2 separate regions of the Homo sapiens genome follow, and region 2 is linked to region 1. Evidence: chromatin loops called from intact Hi-C (ENCODE). Cell type or tissue: prostate gland. All regions are shown on one strand. Links, peaks and the distances in the headings refer to the core of each region. The heading gives the core; the rest is flanking DNA.

Region 1 (4,392 bases), core at 285-4,284:
TCCACGCTCAGGCGCTGCCTGGCGATGGCTTCTCCGTGGAGGAGAGGGAACTGCTCTGAAGCAAGCCCAGCACCGCAGTCCTGGCCAGACCCGTGGGCAGATCCCTGGAGTCCTGTCCCCACACTACCCTTGGAGCTGCCTTCCGAGTGTAAGTTACAGTTTCAGTCACAGCCTCAGAGGTGGCAAGTCACTGACTAGGAAGAGAGTTGAAATGAACAGAATTCTGAGTAAGAGTAATACTAAGAGTTACAATTTTATGTTCCAGTGAGGTAGAAAATCTTTTACGTCGACTGAAGGCTAGATCTCCTTTCATGTGGAATCTCTTTGTGAAAGAACAGCATTTTCTGAGTTCACGCCTAGGTCTTGGTTAGAATCAACAGGGTAATGGTGGCAAGGGAGAGGTTTGTGAAAATATTCTCAGACTGCACTTGTGAATTATGAATGCGACTGCTAACATTGCTTTAGCAGTTCAGTGACACCTATCTTTGCAAAATGTACTTTCACTTGTAAGGGCCAAATAATTCTAATAGAAACATTTTTTGGTATGTAATTATGTAGATGTAGAGTGATACACTTTTTTTTTGCTGTGCACTTAAAAATTATCAAAGTAATGTTTGGAACGTCTGGAAACTCTACTTCTGATCACTGGTCAGTTTCACGCGTGTGTGTGTCTGTGTTGTATTGTTTTTAGTGTGTGCACACAGGCCTGCAGCCTTAGCAGTTACTGGAAGAGTGGTCTATCTCATTTATTTTAAAACCAGCATCACCCGTTCCACCTGTCACATGTGGTGGTGGAATTTGAGAAGAACGGGGACAGTTTGATCAGGATAGTGAAGCTGCCCAGGGGCATAGCCTGTGAATGCTAATTCACTTTCTGTAAACAACCTCTGCAGTGTTTGGTGTTTGCATGTATGAGATCAGCCGTCAGTTTTCGCTCAGATCCAGCTCCTGCTGCTGTCTAACTGAGATGAGCAAGCCTCACTTCAGACGTCGTGTGTAACCCAGCTACTTCATTTGTTCATTCTCATCTTTTGCTTTTCTGGAAGGTTTCAGCCAGAGGCTGGGGCCCCGCATTCTGGCTGGCTGATTGGAAATCACGCACATGTAAGGATTGTCCAGCAGCTTTCCTGGGGCCCCTGGTGACAGCTTGCATGCCATGAGAACTGGCACAGACTGTGAGTCACCCACTGTCCTTCCTGAGCTTTGACTTAAGGTAACATGGGCAGACCAATGCATTGTTTCTTTTTCTTTTAAAACAATTTTTTAGAGATGAGGCTTCACTATGTTGCCCAGGCTAGACTTGAACTCCTCACTTCAAGCGATCCTCCCACCTCCCCTCTGTAGTAGCTGGGACGACAACTACTACCCCCAGTGCACCTGGCTTGACACATTCTTTTTAGTCTTTTGAAACTCTTGTACTTTCCAAGATGTGCCTGGAGAGATATTTTCCTCTTAAGTTTAAGACTATAGTTTTCTACTGATTTCCTTTGTTTTCCTGTCCCAGGGCAGAATATTTTGTTCCTGTCGATGGACTGCAGATGGTGCCCACTCCGCCTCCCCTGCCAGTCTGTCCTGGACTCTCTATCCGTTTTCCTTAGTCTCAGTTCCTCCTTTACCCTCCTCCCCCCTCGGCTTGACTCTTCTCCCTGCTTCCCTCCCCTGTTGGGATTCTGGCCTAGTGGGAGATGGTTTCATCTGAGCATCTGAAAATATGGGGCTTCTTGGTCTTTATATGCACATCTGAGCATGCTACTGAAGGCAGAGGAAGGGAGATCTCTTAGGGAGTCAGCACATGCAAAATGCTGTGCCTTCAGACTGCCTCTGCTACCTCTTACAAGGAGCCTCACACCGCAGGCTGCCCTTTAGCTGTTCCCTTGGAATGCAGCCTTGTTAAGTCACTGCCAGCGTTTCCCCTCTTGGCGTCCCTTTCTCTTACCTAAGTTGTTAACTCCAGACTTCGCTGCTTTCTTAAAGGCTAAAGTAATGGGCAGAGTAAAACCCTGAAATGTTTAGAAGCTATGCAGTATTATATTGTAAACCTGTAAAAATTCTTAACAAAGTTAGTGGCTTGGAAAGATTTTCATGAGAACTTCAGCTAAAAGGCAGTAAAGTAAATGCCTTAAAATAACTAAACTTTGGCTTATAACAAGGCCATTGTTTGGCAGTGTCCACTTTTTAAAGACTTTCCAGAACTTGGAGGAGGAAATGATCCTGAGACAAAGTAGTGATTTAAAAAATGAAGACAGTAAATTAACATTGACATTATTCGCCAACAATTGATTTCTTGTCTTCCAACTTTTTACCCTGCATTCTGAATAAATTGGACCATGTGAGGAACTAGAAGATTAACTTTAGGGTTTTTGTTTGATTGAAATTGGTTTTGCAGAAGTGGAAATTTGGCAGCATGTATGGAAACCAGTAAATCAGTTTACAGTGTTCTGTGCTTCTTAGTTTATGAAACCCACAAGAATGAGGAAAGGCTGCATGTCTTTGAATGCGAGAGGGCTGAACTAATGTAGGGTTTGCCTTTTCTGGAAGTTTATTTTTACCCTTATTAATTTAGTAGCTTGTAGAGCAGCATGTCCAAACTTTAACTAGTTAATAGTGGCTCCCAAGCTGAGCAAGATTTCAATGCCAATGGTTATTTTTCAGTGGTCTCATAGAGAAAATACTGGGAAATATTCTAAGAATGGTGTAAAATGAAGAGGAACTTGGTAATTTTTTAAAACACTGGCTCAATGAAATGTAAGCAGCTGGCTTACACACAGTGACAATCTTTACAATCAGATATTGTGCTCTGAACTAGTGCTCTGATGAGGTAGTAGAAGCATGTCTCTATTTTCAATTAAAATGATCCGTTAATGTGGGAATATTTGGAGCATCTGTGTCTTTTCAAATGAACCGGGGTAGATGATCTTTTTTTTTTTTTCCTGAGGGGAAGCCCATTTGCGTGGTGGCTTCTGCTGGTAGCATCCGTGCCTGTTTCCCAGCCTGCTGGGGCCCTAGCGAGCTGTCCGACGTCATGTGCTCACACTTGGAGTCAGTCTGAGTCGGCAGTGTGGGAGTTCCTTCCAGAGAGATGTGTTCTTTTCATCTTGAATGGTTCATAGGTTTCTGCAGCAGGCATGGTCTCATTCTCAAACTCAGTGTCCTCACAGCCTTCTTCGACCCCTTCCTCCTGGTATCCCCTTGGATGTTCTGTCCTCCATCCTCCCATGTGGCCCTGTCCGTCACCTGACATCCATGTTAACATGCTTATGGGTATCACTCGAATAGCTGCCTTCACAGCAGGCTCTTGCTGCTGTGGATTTGAACAAGTATTTGTAGAGGAGTCAAGGCAGGCTACCTTGATCTGCAAACACACCAGGGCTGTCTAGAGCCGTGTCACTGGACCGCTGTGCTGGTGTCTCCTGGGGGCTTGCTAGAAATGTGGAGGCTGGGCATGGTGGCTCACATCTGACATCTTAGCACTTTGAGAGGCCAAGGTGGGATGATCTCTTGATCCCAGGAGTTTGAGACCAGGCTGGGCAACACAGCAAGATCCTGATTGTACAAAAATTTTAAAAATTAGCTGGGCCTGGTGGCGTGCCTACCTGTGATCACAGCTGCATGGGAGGCTGAGGTGGGAGGATCACTTGCACCCAGGAAGCAGAGCCTGCTATGAGCTGTGATGGCTTCACTGTAATCTAGCCTGGGTGACTCTGTCTCTTAAAAAAAAAAAAAGAAAAGGAAAAAAAGAAAAGGAAATGTAGAACCTTGGGGCTCACTACAGATGTGTAGAGTCTGAATTGGCCGGGTCGAGAGGGCAAAGTATGCTCGTTCCAGGCCTATTTGCATTACCGCGTACAAGTGTATCACAGCACTGGAAGCCAAGGCAAAGGTACTTTAGCAGTAGAATGTGTTTTCATTAAGTTATTTCAGAGTACTGGATCCAGGACTTTATTTGCAAAGTTTATGCGTAGATGATACAGATGGGGTGAGTTCTGTTTGGCTAGAGCGGAATGCAGTTAGCTGCTTTCTGCTTTCTGGACCCTGCATGGTTGTGCTGCGAGGGATCCTTCCTCAGGGCGTCGGCAGGTTCCACTGGGAGGCTAGAACTCTGCAGGAGCGGAGACCACAGCCAGCACTAAAGAAGTGATCTCTGACAGAAGGGAAGAGAAAATGTATTTCAAATAATGAGACTAAGTATTGTTTTTAGAAATTAAAAAGTTATACATGTGATATGTATGTGTGTGTGTATTTAAATACCACAACCCAGAGTGTGTTTGTGTACATATGTATTTGGATATTATCTGTGTATATATGCATACATGTGTACATATTGCATTTGAAATGTGTGAAAGTACACAGTGACTACTACTATGGGGGATTTACAGAGGAAAGATCAAACAT
Region 2 (4,392 bases), core at 223-4,222, 360 kb after region 1:
ATGATTTTCAGTAAGGCTTGAAGGAGTGGACTAAAGGGCTTACTGATGCAGTTGTACTCGGTCTGCCTCTGACACTCCAGACTAAAGAAAAGAGCCACAGGCTTCCTCTGGCATCATTGTGGGGATGAACCGCAGGGGACCGTTTCCCTGCAGGCAAGGCAGACCCTGCTGCACCACAGACCAGATGTGTGTGTTTGTCGGTTGTCCAGTGACAGCTCTCCGTTACTGCATTTCACGGAAACTGCATTTCCAAGAGCTTAGGGTCCGGCGGGTTGGCCGCAGCATGTCTGTCTGAGTGAGCAAGGACTTCCAATTATCAGGCTGCCCAGGTGGTCATTTGAAAGGTTTTGCCCTTTGCTATGTCTAATTGAAGCATTAGAGGATAGACAATTTCACATCACCTCAAAATGAGAACATCTCCCTTCAATTAAGGGAAACAGGAGGCCAAGCGGCCCGGCAGAAACTGCATAAGGATGCTGGACCCCAGCTGCACGCAGATTCCCACCTGAACCACAGTGGGCAGAGCTTTGGAAGAGTCAATGCTTATCTTTAAAGTGACAGTGTCTCAAATAGTCCTTCTACTGATGTTGGCACTGCTCAGAATGTTTGGGAATTACCTTCAGGTTTTGGGGTTATTTTTAAGTGACAAGATCTCACTTTGTTGCGCAGGCTGGAGTATAGTGGCATGATCATAACTCACTGCAGCCTCGAACATTTAGGCTCAACTGATCCCCCTGCCTCAGCCTCCTGCGTAGCTGTGACTATAGGCACGCGCAACCATGCCTGGCTAATTTTTAAATTTTTTGTAGAGACAAGATCTCACTGTGTTGCCCAGGCTGGTCTTGAACTCCTTGCCTCAAACGATCTTCCCACTTCAGCCTCCCAAAGTGCTAGGATTACAGGCCTGAGCCACTGCACCTGACTGGGTTGTTTTTATTTGTTTGTTTGTTTTTTTAATCAAGGGAAATTTTTTAAAAGCTTCTCCACAATGGCAAATCTTCCTTTGCAAAGAGCAAATAGTTTTGCTCTTGGGGATAGATTTGATTTTTGGTACCAGCCAAAATCCATTTAGAGTTAAGTCTTGTTCATTATATGGGTGATCAAACCAAATGATACAATTTTGGTGCAAAGGCAAGCACGACTCAATTAGTGAGACTGACGTCCGAGTTACAAACTGATCTGTAGAGAAAGGTCAGGAAGGACCCACAGCAAACTGACAGCTGTGCCTGGGAAGGAAGTAAGGACAAAGGAACACTGATCTGTGCAGTAAAACTTTTATGGTAAGAATGTATTCATGTATTACCTTTGCAATTACAAAACATCCTCTGATCATGTAAACTGATGCTAAAGGCAGTAATGTTCTGGGCATCTATAGACTCCCAGAGTAATTCATTTGAACATGGTTTCTATGGTGGCTAAAATAATAATTTTAAATAAAATGTATGAACATTTTTATCAACAAATTTATAGTAATCTTTTAAATATATAAGGTATTAGCATTAATAATCTAATAGTAAAATCTGTTGGTTTATTTTTTGCTTAGTCCTTGAAAGTTGGTGTGGTTTGTTCTGAAAAAAAAAAAGAGAAGAAGATTAAAAATTATCTTAATGATCATAACTCTGGGTGGCCCCTGTTGGGGAGGCTCACCAGGCTGGGGTCTGGCTCTTGGCAAAGCCCCAGCAGCTCTGTGACCTTGGGTGAAGGTCACAGAAAATCCCCTCTGAGCTCTGACTTCTTCTCACATGTGAGACGAGGCAACTGGTGCTGAAATCAGGATGATGCCTGCCTGGATCTTGTGTGGTTCCACATTTTCCTGCTGCCTGGAACTTTCTCATTCCCAGGCTGATTCCTCTTGAAGTCCGATTGCTCACTAACCCCAGCACCAAGCTGGGAGAGGCACCTCATATTGCTTTTCCCCGCTAGCCCATTGCATTGTCCCAGAAATAGAAAGGATTCCCTTCCTTTTCTTCCAGCAGACCTTCCTAGATGATTTGTCTTTTCTCTTAAGGGACGTGCCCTAGATTGAGCAGAGTTGGGGGATCTTGAATCTGAGAAGTCTGATGATGGATTCCCCAGGAGGAAGAAAGGGGGAGGTGCAGTCTCTGACAGCCAGGGGTACTGGCCTCACATCCAGGCTGTGACTGCCATCTAGAGTGGAAAGGACGGTAGTGATAAAATATCAGGATGGTGGAGAGGCTGCATGAAAAAAGGGAGAAAACAGGGAAAATTGATTTTATCAGAAGGCAAAGGTGTTGCTGAATATCCAAAGATCAATTTCACCTCTTCTTTGAAATTCTCACTGTGGAACAGGGGAAAAATAGATTTCCAACTATTTGAGGCCATAAAATACATTCATTCACTGGGAGGTTAGCCCTTGGGTAGAATCAGAATACCCAGCAGTAGTCTTGCTTTACCGCAGACTGACCGAGGTGCCTAGAGAGGAATATGCCCTCTGTCCTCAGTTTCCCCCCATCTAAAATGAGGGATAACTGGCTTCATTCGGAGGCCTTCAATCTGTATCTTGCCATGAAGAACAGTAAGAAATACATTTTATATCACAACACAAAAGCCTCCTATAATGCAATTAAGGCAGAGGTTTTACAAAACAATACTTACAGTGTGCTCAGATCATTTCTGTTCTGTTTCAGTTTTTGGAATGCTGGCTGTGACCCACTTAAATGGATTTTCCAGCTCTCTAAGAGGCTGCAAAGCACATGGTGGAAAACACTGTGTTCAGTGCTCTCCCTGGTTGTTTCCAGTCCCCACATCTGATCATTCCTGGGGTCCTCTGTGTGTGTGTGGAAAGGAGAGTGTAGCTGAGAGCATAAGCCCAGCAGGGTTCGGGCGTGGTGTGGCCTTGCACACGTGGACGCATGGCAGCAGGCGACAGCCCATGGTGCAGCACAAGGGAACCCTCAGTAAGTCATGGCTGCAGACGACTGTCCTTTAATAATATGAGATGTACTGGTTGGAAGAAAAATGATCCAATAAATACAGAAATGAAAAGGATTATAAAATAGTGCTACGAACAATTGTATGCAAACCAATTGGATAACCTAGATGAAATGAAAAGATATTAGAAACAGCCTACCAAGACTGAATCATGAAGAAATAGAAAATCTTAATAGATCTATAGCTAGTAAGGAGATTGAACCAATGGTCTAAAATCTCCAACCTGGACCACATGGCTTCAGTGGTGAATTCTACCAAACATTTAAAGAATTGACATCAATCCTTCTTAAACTTCTAGAAATTTCAAGAGGTGGGAACACTTCCTAACTCATTATGAGATGAGGCCAGCATTCCTGATACCAAAGCCAGACAAAGACACAGCAGAAAAAGATAACCATAGACTAATATTTCTTATAAATATTGATGCAAAAGTCCTCAACAAAATACTAGCAAACTAAATTCAGCAGTATATTAAAAGGGTTATACTGGCTGCGCACAGTGACTCACACCTGTAATCCCAGCACTTTGGGAGGCTAAGGGAGGCAGATTACTTGAGGTCAGGAGTTCGAGACCAGCCTGGCCAACATGGTGAAACCTGTCACTACTAAAAATACGAAAATTAACCAGGCATGGGGGCACGCACCTGCAATCCCAACTACTCGGGAGGCTGAGGCAGGAGAATCACTTGACCCCGGGAGGCGGAGGTTGCAGTGACCTGAGATCGTGCCACTGTACTCCAGCCTGGAAGACAGAGCGAGACTCTGTCTCAAAAATAATAATAATACTAAATAAAAATTAAATTTAAAAAAGTAAAAGGATTATACATCATCAACAAGTGGGGGATTTATTCCCAGAAGGCAAGGATGGTTCCATACATGAAATTCAGTCAGTGTCATACACTACATTAACAGAATGAAGTTGGGGGTCCCAAACTTCATTCAGCAGGTCCCAAGTTCTTGTCCCACAATCATCTCAGTTGATGCAGAAATAGTATTGTCACAGGATCCTTAGGGTGTCACTTCGCCAGTCAGAAACCTTTGTGGCTGGTGGTGCCTTCTGCCTGAGTATTGCTCATGCCCACTGGGCTCATCCTGCCCACTTCCCCTGGCAGGCTGCGCTCAGCTCACGTTACTGGCCCAGATCCCACACCTGCCAAGGGCAAGCCAGGCACAGAATGGTGAGGGGTGTGTGAGCAAGTGAGTGCAAGGTCCAGCCACTGTGCACAGCCAGGTGCGCTGGTTGCTGCAGCAGGGCAGGCAGCTCCAGGTACTGGCACAGGTGCTTGCTCTGTGCAAGGCTGCAGCTGGACCAGATACACTGCATGCAGCATCCACTGCAGGCACTTGCGTCTGGATGAGGGGAATGTGATGGTACCCGGAAGCTTGGAGACACCAGGAACTGCAGAGTCCCAAAGATGGTGTCACAGCCCTGGCCAGGAGA

The links. Peaks named below come from ENCODE experiments on the same cell type or tissue, not always from the same donor. Only the 100,000 strongest peaks of a DNase experiment are listed, where the experiment ranks them.
Region 2: it touches region 1 in a loop (2.9-fold over the local background); 2 of 110 quality-filtered maps call a loop at or near these places.

The regions. Positions count from the first base shown.
Region 1 is chr18:13,266,647-13,271,038 of GRCh38, forward strand. The region is part of intron 1 of LDLRAD4 (low density lipoprotein receptor class A domain containing 4); the gene reads left to right. Among named protein-coding and RNA genes, the nearest start is that of C18orf15, 29 kb to the left of the region's middle. RefSeq lists a silencer at 1,724-2,018. In prostate gland, for the core only: no CTCF peak of the experiment used is centred there; DNase peaks (open chromatin) are centred at 1,885, 2,445 and 3,031; H3K27ac peaks cover 2,863 bases.
Region 2 is chr18:13,628,207-13,632,598 of GRCh38, forward strand. All of the region lies in intron 5 of LDLRAD4 (low density lipoprotein receptor class A domain containing 4), which reads left to right. Among named protein-coding and RNA genes, the nearest start is that of MIR4526, 19 kb to the left of the region's middle. In prostate gland, for the core only: a CTCF peak has its summit at 2,112 (motif pointing left); a DNase peak (open chromatin) is centred at 2,115.